Linked DNA regions of Homo sapiens: region 1 is linked to region 2. The links are chromatin contacts, found by Hi-C or POLR2A ChIA-PET in ENCODE. All regions are on one chromosome and are shown on one strand. Each heading gives the region's core, a stretch centred on a gene start or an enhancer-like site at or near the end of the contact. The rest is flanking DNA. Distances are from core to core; before and after follow the strand shown.

Region 1 (5,471 bases), core at 143-2,642, 850 kb after region 2:
AGGATGAAGTGGGCCACTTCTATAGGCCCAGAGTCTGGGAGAATGTGGGAATTCAGGATGCCACCATGCCATGCCTTAAGGTCAACTTCTTCCCAACAAGGCCCTCTCCTCATTCAACCTCTTCCGAAGCTCTGTTACTCTTATTGTTGAGGCTCGGGCTTGATTCTTAGCCTCTTTTGGTGTTGGCTCATAGAAGATGAGAATCTCTTTATATGGTGTGGAAGAGGCTGTCTGACTTTGCTGCTTGCCTTTAATTGGTGATTAATTAACCTCAGCCTTTTGTTGTCTTCCTCTAGGGCATCCACTGTTGTCAGCAGCAGCCAATTCCCTAATCCTTGTAATTACCACTTTCTCTAGCTCTCAAAATCCTGATACTGCACCTGCCAGTGCATTCCCTTTTACTGGTATCCAACGCCAGCTCACACCGGGAATGTTTTAATACTTGCACCACTGTCTCATGCCAGAGGTATCCATGCTCCATCTATCCCCAGTGATGGGTCTTCAGTACCTGCCTGCCAGTGGGTGATCTGGCTGTGCCTGCGGTCTCATTTTAAAGCCACTTTCCTAGGATCACTTCCAGCACTAGCTGCTGCAGGTCAGATGCCCGGAGACTCTGAGATTTGCATGTACAGTTTATTGAAGAGTGCTCTCAGAAACAACTCCTTTGAGGAAGCCAGGGAGAAAATAGTACTGAGCAGAGGAAAAAGCCAAACTGAAATGCAGCTGCATCAGTAGCCTCAGCTGGCTCCAGGGGGAGCATTGAGGCTGAAAGAGCATTCAGAGATGTACCAATCCAAGGCACCAGGGCTGGGTCTTTGAATCGCTGCATTGAATTCAGTCATTGGATTGTGGGCTACCCTTGAAGAAGAGACATAAATGTATTGAGGCAACTTCCTTTAACCAAGGTCAATTCCAGAAAATGGATTCAGCTGTGAGCCATCAACAGCCAATAATTACTCCCAGCAACAGCCTTGAACCTGAAGGGGGACTGGGTGAGGGGCCATAGTATCCATGGCACAAGTCTCCTAGGAGTGGTTTCTTTTCTTATTATTTTTCCTTTTATATGTATTATTTCTTCCTGTCTTTTTAGGTCATTGTTGTTGTTTTTTTCTTTTTTGTTACACATTTGCTTTGTATACTTTAATTTTTTAAAAAACAGCAAAGTCATTAAGATTTATATTTAAACGACAGAGATTTTGCTATGCAGTTACATGGTTTGGCTGTGTCCACCTAAATCTCACCTTGAATTGTAATCCCAACTGTTGAGGCAGGGACTGGTAGGAGGTGATTGGATCATGGGGGTGGATTTCCCTCATGCAGTTCTCGTGATGGTGAGTGAGTTCTCACGAGATCTGACGGTTTAAAAGCATCTGGCAGTTCCCCTCGTCCTTGCTCTTTCTCTAGGTCCTGCTGCCCTGTGAGGAAGGTGCTTGCTTCTCCTCCTTCAGCCATGCTTGTAGTTTCCTGAGGCCTTCCCAGCCATGCAGAACTGTGAGTCAATTAAACCTCCTTTCCTTATAAATTACTCAGTCTCGGGTAGTATATTTACAGCAGTGTGAGAACGGACTAATACACCTAGTTACTCCTCTTTACATTATTTTCTAAATAGTCTGTATTTGTTGCTTGCTTTTTGACTTAGAAGTTATTTAGGAGAGACTTAATATTTAACCTTTTTCAAGTGGTTGTTTTTTCCAAAGTTAATTTTACGAATTTATGGTTATATCATGGTGTAGTCAGAGAATGTAGCCAACGTAGTATCTGCTTTTGTCATTTATTACAGTTTTCTGTTTTCCATTAAGTTTTGTTTCCATTTTTCTTGCGTATACCAAGGAAGATAAAAAATAACAATGCAGTTGAATCTGACAAACACATTGGTGTGTAATGAAATGTATGGTGTGCAGGATATACAGAAAAAGCAGAGGATATGTTTTTTCCTCTTTGTCTTTCTTTATATTACCAAAGTTCTTGGCACATAAGAAATGAATATGAGAACAGTATGAAAGTGAAGCAGTTCTCTTTATTCCTTTGTGCCTTCTCATACTGATCAGGGAAAAGAAACCAGGATGATAAGTTTTTGCACTGGTGAAACCCTATCTCTACTAAAAATAGAAAAATTAGCTGGGCGTGGTGGCACGCACCTATAATCTCAGATACTCAGGAGGCTGAGGCAGGAGAATCACTTGAACCCAGGAGGCGAAGGTTGCAGTGAGTCAAGATTGCACCACTGCACTGCAGCCTGAACAACAGAGCGAGACTCCGTCTCAAAACAAAAAAATATATATATACACATACATATATATATAAATAATTTCTGAGTATGTATTTATTGCTTTAAAAATCAAGCAACAGAATTGTTATTGTAATAAGCGTGAGAGGGTTTCCCAGGCAACATTGGATTCTGATTGGCTGAGTCAAGGTAAAATGATGCAGCGCACAAGTTTTGTGTTTTAGACTTGAAGCTCAAGTGTACTTACTTAGTTTTTGATCTCGATAAAATAGTCTTAAGGAAAATCATAAAAAATTTTGATTATGTGGATTTTGGCAAAACAGAGATGGAGTGCACATAGGGCAAGAAGTACTCGTGATTCTTGATTAAACTTCCAGTGTTTTGAAAATCAAGTTAAAATTTCTGAAGATTTATACTCCGTTTAATTGTATTAGCACAATTTATAAATTATTGCAACTTTTCACTAAAATCCTGTCCTTCCTCAGTCTTCATTGTATATGTCTAACCTATATTTTTAGAAGAGTTTTATGTGCCAAACTACCAATGATGAGAATTATATATTTCAAACAAATATTCTAAGTTTTTGAAATAAAACCACAAATAAATTACCTATTGTACATAGAATGTTGCCATCTAGATATTTTTCCAGAAGAGTAGAAAGTATTCTCATTTTGATGCAAGTAGCTTGTTTTCCTTAAAGAGGTTGTTGCCCTGTTTGAGTCTATTGGTGATAATTCAAAGTAGGTTATATATTATCTTTAGTTTTAAAAGATTTAACAAATCTAGATTGAAACAGTTTGAAGACTAAATGTTTACTGTAAATATAGTTGTAGAATAAAGAGTGAAGGAAAAATACATCACATATATGGATTGAGGGGTATGTTATCACTAATTTGTTTTTGTTTTTGTTTTTGTTTTGCAATGTGTTTGTACATGCCAGATGAGGTGTCCCTAAATTGGGTTTCACCGAATGACTTTTATTGGGGTAAAAAAAAAAATCATAGAAGCACAGTCACCTGCAGATAAAATATTGAAACACTGAGTCTGAAACTCTTCTCTGAATATCTGGTACTCATTATGGTATAAACCACACATCGTATAGTGCTTTACATTGTTGTTACTGTTTAATTTTTCTTAGATGTTATGAAAAATTTAAGTGTAGTTTGTTAAAGATAATTTGAAAATATAAAAAAGAAGAAAATAGTTAAACATAGTTCTAACAGTATTATGCATACAATTTTGTACTGTCATTTTCTCTTGATATCTTGTAATAATTTTCCCATATTAATATGTAATATATTTTTCCCTGCTGTGTAATATTTCATCCAGTACATATACCACAGCACACTTAACTATTCCACTATCACCAAACATTTAAGATGTTTCATTTCTTCATGGTCATACATAATGCTGAAATGAGGGTCTTTGTATATAAATATTTTTTTCTTTCATATTTAGGAAAAATTTCTTGTGTAGTGTTTTTATAAGCTACACCACTGAGGCAGAGTATTACTACATTTAAAGTTCTTGATATCTGTTGCTAAACTGCCTTCAAAAAAGGTGGTGTCAATTTGCACTTTCAATGGCTGTATATGAGAATGTCTGTTTTGCCATACTTCTAGCAGCAGTGAGAATTGTCAAAACTATTTTCTAGTTATTTTGAGAAAAATATTAATACTATCTCCTTATTGCTTTAATTTGTATTTCTTTGGTTATTAGCAATGCTGATAATTTCCTCAAGTTTGTTAACTTGCTTTCTTCTGTGATTTGGCTGGGCATACTTTAAAAAGCATCTTATAATAAAGCTATTTATAATGTACAGTGATATCATATAGATAGTATTGTGATAATATATTACACATTGTGTATTGATATAACTCACACACCATACCATTCACCCGTTTAAAGCAAACAGTTGAGTGACTTTTGAGTATATTCATAGGGTTGTGCAACCATCACCACAATTAATTTTACAACATTTTCATCACTCCAACAAGGAATCATGTACCTATTATCAGTCACTCCTTATTTACCCCCAAACCCCTTTACAGACCTAGGCATACACTAATCTCTACTTTCTGTCTCTATATGTCTACTTATTCTGGATATTTTATGTAAATGGAATCGCACAACATATGATCTTTTGTGACTGCATTCTTTCACATAGCGTAAGTTTTCAAGAGGCAACCATGTTGTAGCTTGAGATAGTGCCTTCTTCTTGATTGTCTAATAACATTTTGTTGTACAGATATAACTCATTTTATTTATCAGTTTATCAGTTGATGGATATTGGAGTTGTTTCTACTTTTTGACTGTTATAAATAATGCTTCTATGAACATTTATGTACAGGTTTTGGGGTGGACACATATTTTCATTTGTCTTGGGCCTAAACCTAGGAGTGCAGTTGGTGGGTCCTACGGTAACTCCACGCTGAGTATTTTGAGGAATTGCCAGAGTGTTCATACCTCCTTTTATGCATGTTAATCTATTGGTGTCTTGGTGCTGTTCTTAAAGATTTGTATGAGGTTTTTATATAAGGTCAGTGTTAACCTTGTATACTTGCAGAAAGTATTTTAATCCCCATATATCGCTTGCCTTTAATTTAGGTAATGAGTTTTGTGTGCAAATATTTTTCAGTTCTACATTGTCAGTTCTGTCAATATTTTATTTTCTCTTGTTTCATTGTTACTAAGCTTTTTAAAAAACCATTCCTTGGCTGGGCAAGGTGATGCATGCCTGTAGTCCCAGCTACTCAGGAGGCTGAGGAAGAAGGATTGCTTGAGCCCAGGAGGTTGCAGCAGCGGTGAACCATGATGGTGTCACTACACTGCAGCCTGGGTGACAGAGTGAGTCCTTGTCTCAAAAAAAAAAAAAAAGAAAGTAAAACAAAAAATCAAAAATCAAAAAACTATTCCTCTGTGGAGTTTGAATCACATTAATGTATATTTTCTTGTAATTTTTCTATAATTTAATCTTTTAAAATATTTCATTCCTTTATTTAGGTTATTTGGGTGGATGGTATAAGACTAACAGCAAAATGGATTTTTACTTCCAATTATCTAACCAGTTGTACCATTACCATTTTTCTTAACACTTCCTCTCTTCCCTGCTGAATTTGTCTTGATATTGCCTCTTTTATTGATTATTAATTTTTTTTTACATGTTCTGATGTCTGTTTTGGTCAGCATGCCTATTCCTGCACCAGGACCACATTGTTTAAATTATTGAAGGTTTAGAATATGT
Region 2 (5,156 bases), core at 2,477-4,976:
GATACATGAACACATTGCTTTAGCCAAACACAAGCTTTTATGATTTCATGATGAGGCTTCCCAGAGTTCTAGGTTATGACAACCTGACTTTCAAAGTTACACGTTAAAGCAATCTGTTTGCATCCCAGGCTGACTGTGCAGAAGAGATTTGCGGTTGGGACAATCTGCCATTTAAAGAGAATGAGGTCTCTAGTCATTAAGGGAGACAGAATCTGTGGCTGGGACTTTTTCTGGGGCATCCTGAGTAGGTAGCTGTGTGGCCTGTCACAGTGCGGTTTTTCAGAGGAATGTGTGTCATGCGTAGAATAGAGAAATTTATTCCTGAGCATTTTAATTTTTTTTAGAGACAAGTTCTTGCTCTGTCACCCAGACTGGGACACAGTGGTGCAATCATGGCTCACTGCAGCCTCAAACTCCTGGGCTCAAGTGATCCTTCCACCTCAGACTCCTGAGTAGCTGAGACTACAGGTATGCACCAGCATGCCTGGCTAATTTTCTTTCTTTCTTTATTTTTTTTTTTGTAGAAATGGGATCTGACTATGTTGCCCAGGCTGCTCTTGAACTCCTGGGCTCAAGCAATCCTCTGGCCTCAGCCTACCACAGCTTTTGGATTACAGGCATGAGCCACCTGGCCTCTTGAGTGTCCTTAAATAAAAATCAGCAGGTGCAAGTGCCAGGGCCTTGTCAAGCCTCCACTATTGCTGGATCGACATCTCTTCTGCCCATGGCTTTTCCCAGGATCATCTCTGCATTGCTATAGACTCCGCCATCTGTCTCACCCTGCTTTTGAGTTGGTGCATCTTACTGGGGGCTCTAGACAAATTAAGCATTGTTGTGAAGTGCACTGGCTCCGTGCTGAACTTGCTTTTTATTCCACCTACCTTCTTATAAAAAATGTTTTGGAAAGTAAGGGATCAGAGAAGGTTTCTACAGTTTTGGTGCATTATTAGGCCAGGTCCTTGTTTCAGTCTCCACTTAGCCTAACTAAAGACACCTTCCGCTCTGTAAAAAAGGTTATCGTTATGGATCCTGTGGGAATTGGTGGCATGAAGGGACCACTAGGGGGCGCCCAACGCCTCAGAATAGTCCACCTTTAAGTCTCTAGGCCTGGTCCTGGAGGCTCTTGACTCCAGGCTTCCCTAAGGTTCCTGGAAGGCCTTCATGTGTTATTACTGGTTGGACAGAGAAGAGCACTGCCAGCCCCAGATGGGAGTGAGAAGGCCGGTCGGGGAGAAGGTAAGCAATTGAGAAGGCGGAAGGGGCAAAAGGAAACTGGAGAGGGCGGCAGGAAGAGAGAAAAGGAAGAGAGCAGAGGCGTGGAGAAGAGGAAAAGAGGAGGGCGGGGAAAGGGGAGGCTGCGTTTTGCAGGACTGGGCAGCTCCAGAGACAGTGGAACACCGGTGTCTTTTTGGACCCTATGGTACATAGGGGGACAGGGAAGGAGCCCGGTTTGGGCTTAACTGGGGGATGCTGGGAGTCTCTCTGGTCCAGGAGGTCTTAGGCATCTGTGTGCCTGAGGCTATCTGGGTCTCCCCAGTGTCTCCCCACACACCTGTGCCAACTTGCCCACTTCATACTTTTCCTGTTGCCTTCGATTCACAACTCGCCTTGCTCACGTCCTTCTAGAAAAAAACGGTACGTGTTGATGTCACTACCTCCCCGTGGAAGCAGGAGGGGAGGGTGGAGAAAGTGGATTTGGTCATCACTTCCGGCCCTTTAGAATCACACTGCCGGTCAGGCGTAGTGGCTCACGCCTGTAATTCCAACAGTTTGGGAGGCCGAGGTGGGAGGATTGCTTGAGCCCAGGAGTTTGAGACCAGCCTGGACGATATAGTGAGACCCCCATCTCTACAAAAAAAACTTCGAAAAAACTAGCCAGGCGAGGTGGCACGCACCTGTACTCCCAGGTACTAGGGAAGCTGAGGCAGGGAGATTGCTTGAGCCTGGGAGGTCGAGGCTGCAGTGAGCCGTGGTTGTGCCGCTGCACTAAAGCCTGGGCAACAGAGCAAGACCTCAACTCTAAAGAAAAGAAAAAAGAATCACACTTTATTATTAATTATTTTGAACCATGAGATAATAAAAAAGGAAGGACCTTTTTCCCACTTAAAAATGTTTCAGACTAATAATAATTGCTAACATTTACTGGGCTCTTACTGTGTTCTAATAATAGGTGTCAGCATTTAGAAATCTAATGTCATTTAAGGCACGCAGCAACCTGGTGCTATTGTCATCCCTATTGACAGAAGCGAAATGGTTCACCCAAAGCCACACTGCCAGCAAACAGCGAGGCTAAAATGAGGGACCCAGACAGTCTGACTTCAGAGACTGCACTTAAGTTACTTAACAGAAATTAATGTCAGTTAAGTGACAGAACTAGAACTTGAATGTAGATCCTCTGTCTCCAAATCCTATTGAATCCTCTATATCACTGTTCTTAAATTTTTTGGTCTCAGACCCCTTTATTCTCTAAATATTGAAGATTCTAAAGAATATCATTTCTGCAGTTTTTGTGTGTTGCTATTTACAGCACTATAAATTAAAGCAAAGTAATTTAAATATTTATTAATTCATTTGAAACAATAATAATAAACCCACTCCATGTAAACATAAACAACATCTTTATGAAAACATTGTCGGCCAGGCACAGTGACTCACGCCTATAATCCCGGCATTTTGGGAGGCCTAGGTGGGTGGATCACGAGGTCAGGAGTTCCAGACCAGCCTGGCTAACACGGTGAAACCCTGTCTCTACTAAAAATACAAAATTTAGCCGGGCATGGTGGCGGGCGCCTGTAATCCCAGCTACTCGGCAGGCTGAGGCAGGAGAATCGCATGAACCGGGGAGACGGAGGTTGCAGTGAGCCGAGATCACACCACCGCACACTAGCCTGGGCGACAGAGCAAGACTCTATCTCAAAAAAAAAAAAAAAAAAGAAAAAGATAAAGAAAACATTAACAAGAGAAAAAATGTTTTCATTTTCTGCTACATGTCAGTGTAATAATATTTGATACAGAAAACTTAATATAGAAAGGCACAAAGATAAAAACAAAATCACCTGAAATGCCACCACCTAAGAGGGAACGTCTGTGAATTTTGTTTTATATATTGTCCCAGCTTCCTGGGAAGATTATGAATTCCAGACATCGTGCCTTCCAGACACTGAAATAGTAACCTTAAATTGTGGCAATTTAAAAGTGCCTGTAAAATCATCGTAGGAAATCTTAAGGCTGCACCAGGACCTGAAGAGGGTCTCGGTGACCCTCGGCCACATATTTCTAGACATCACTGGAGAGCACAGAGCTCAGAGCCCATTCTAGTTTATTAATAGTATAAAGCATACACCAAAGGCAAATGATCTAGCTACATAAATTTTGTTTCCTGCCCCAGGAGCCAAAGCTAAGCCCTTCACTGCTTTATGCTAAATGTGCATTAAATTGCAGAGGGCAATTGGTGTTTCTCAGCGCTCCAAGTTTGCACCTGCCTGTTTGATACCAGGAGAGGGTGTGGCCATTTCCTCTTGAACTTTGGGTTAGAGAGAGCTGGGTATGAGGGGTGGGGTTCAGGGAAGGTGAGCGAAAGCCCACTCAGGGGTCATCAGCTGCCTGGTGGTAATTCCTGGCCAATCATTTCTCATTCTGTATCTCCCTGCGGCAGAACAGCTCTGAGCCTCCCAGGACACCACGTGATGCCTGCGTTTCATTCCATGCCAAGTTCCACATGCCAGAGAGCTGTCGTAGAACTTTGGCAGGGAGAAGTGTCTGGGCCAGTGGCCTGTGGCAGTTACTGCTCCTGGCTCTCACATCCTTTGTAGAGTTTGTAGGGAATCTAGAACTTACTGTGTCCCCTAGAGAGGGGGTCACCAGACTGACAGAAGCCTGGGGTTAGAACAGAGAAACCGGAGAGCACACAGAATTTATGGACAGAGGCAAATGGCTGGGACTATGATACCAACATCGTATTTCCTTCCTCCTTGAAGGAAGGCCAGATGCCAGCAGTTCTCTCTCACTGGTCTCTTCGTGGGGCCTGGTAGTCTACAGACCCCTAGTCACCAGATGCCATCTTGGGGAGAAATTGGGTAGGAGGCCATGCAGGGAAGGAGGAAGTCTGCCACGTCAGTTATTTATCTGAAAGAGATTATCCAGAAAGAAATAGCAACTGATAAGCAGCAAGCCGAAATTTTTCCTTTCCTTTGCTGGATATGGTGGTGAATACTCAAGAAATTTCAACCAGACCGGGCATGGTGGCTCACACTTGCAATCCCAGCACTTTGGGAGGCTGAGGCAGGTGGATCACTTGAGGTCAGGAGTTCAAGACCAGCCTACGCAACATGGTGAAACCCCGTCTCTACTAAAAAACAAACAAACAAAAACAAAAACAAAAAATTAGCCAGATGTGGTGGTGTGCACCTGTAATCCCAGCTACTCAGGAGGCTGAGGTAGGAGAATTGCTTGAACCTGGGAGGCAGAGGTTGCAGTGAGCAAGATTGCACCACTGCACTCCAGCCTGTGTGACACAGCAAGATCCTACCCCCCCAAAAAAAGTTCCACCCAATTCCAGAGAATGGTTTGTTCTTTCTTAGAAACTCATTTCTTTTAATGTTGTTTTCTCTACATGGTGACAAATGCAAGGTTTTAGTTTACAAAGACAGCATAACGTGTCCTACCCCATCTAAGACCTCACCATACAAACACCTGCTCTCTGCAACCAGTGGAAAGATCTTCCTTCAGCTGTTGGCTGTCAGCAACTTTTTGCAGACTGGTTGAAGTTGGACAGGAATGGTAGTTAGGGCCCGTGTGGTATTATCCATATGCCATATAATCAAAATTATGTTTTCACGCAGGCAGAACAAAAGCAGGATTCCAAGTAGGTCTCAGATCAGTTCCAGATCCTCATGCCAATGTCTTATATCCAGTTCCCCAGCCTCGTTTTACATTTCAGCAAAAGACTGTCTTGCAAACGCAGCGGCGCTTATATGGCCAGTGTCATCTGAGAATGCAGTGGGGTGATTTGTGGTGGGAGAGCTGTGTTAACCGGGCCCGAACTGCTATCCAATATCCCAAACATAAACCTCTTCCTGCGCGGTTGAGAAAGAAGCCAAGGCTTTTGGAAAGTTCACCTTTCATGTGCTGAAGCCTTCCAATTTCTTGGTTGCAGC

What was found. A loop is a pair of places that touch in the nucleus more often than their neighbours do. ChIA-PET counts read pairs that join two places held with the same protein, here RNA polymerase II (POLR2A). Pooled maps may share reads with other maps.
Region 1: a map of ascending aorta shows a loop between it and region 2 (2.5-fold over the local background). The contact joins the promoter of EBLN1 here to the enhancer-like site in region 2. A Hi-C loop is called at or near these places in 2 of 168 maps with a recorded cell type or tissue (ascending aorta and sigmoid colon) and 13 of 50 pooled maps. POLR2A ChIA-PET finds 5 or more read pairs at or near these places in 3 of 52 experiments (PC-3 and WTC11).

The regions. Positions count from the first base shown.
Region 1 is chr10:22,213,936-22,219,406 of GRCh38, reverse strand. It overlaps EBLN1 (endogenous Bornavirus like nucleoprotein 1), which reads left to right and starts at 1,392. Exons shown (of 3, transcript NM_001394757.1): 1 at 1,392-1,491.
Region 2 is chr10:23,064,266-23,069,421 of GRCh38, reverse strand. All of the region lies in intron 2 of LOC107984215 (a long non-coding RNA gene), which reads left to right. Among named protein-coding and RNA genes, the nearest start is that of MSRB2, 29 kb to the left of the region's middle. RefSeq lists an enhancer at 968-1,262. Within about 2 kb of position 3,726, at least 9 of the 41 ENCODE cell types and tissues checked have a DNase peak (open chromatin) inside an H3K27ac peak, as active enhancers do; they include ascending aorta, where a contact is called at or near this core.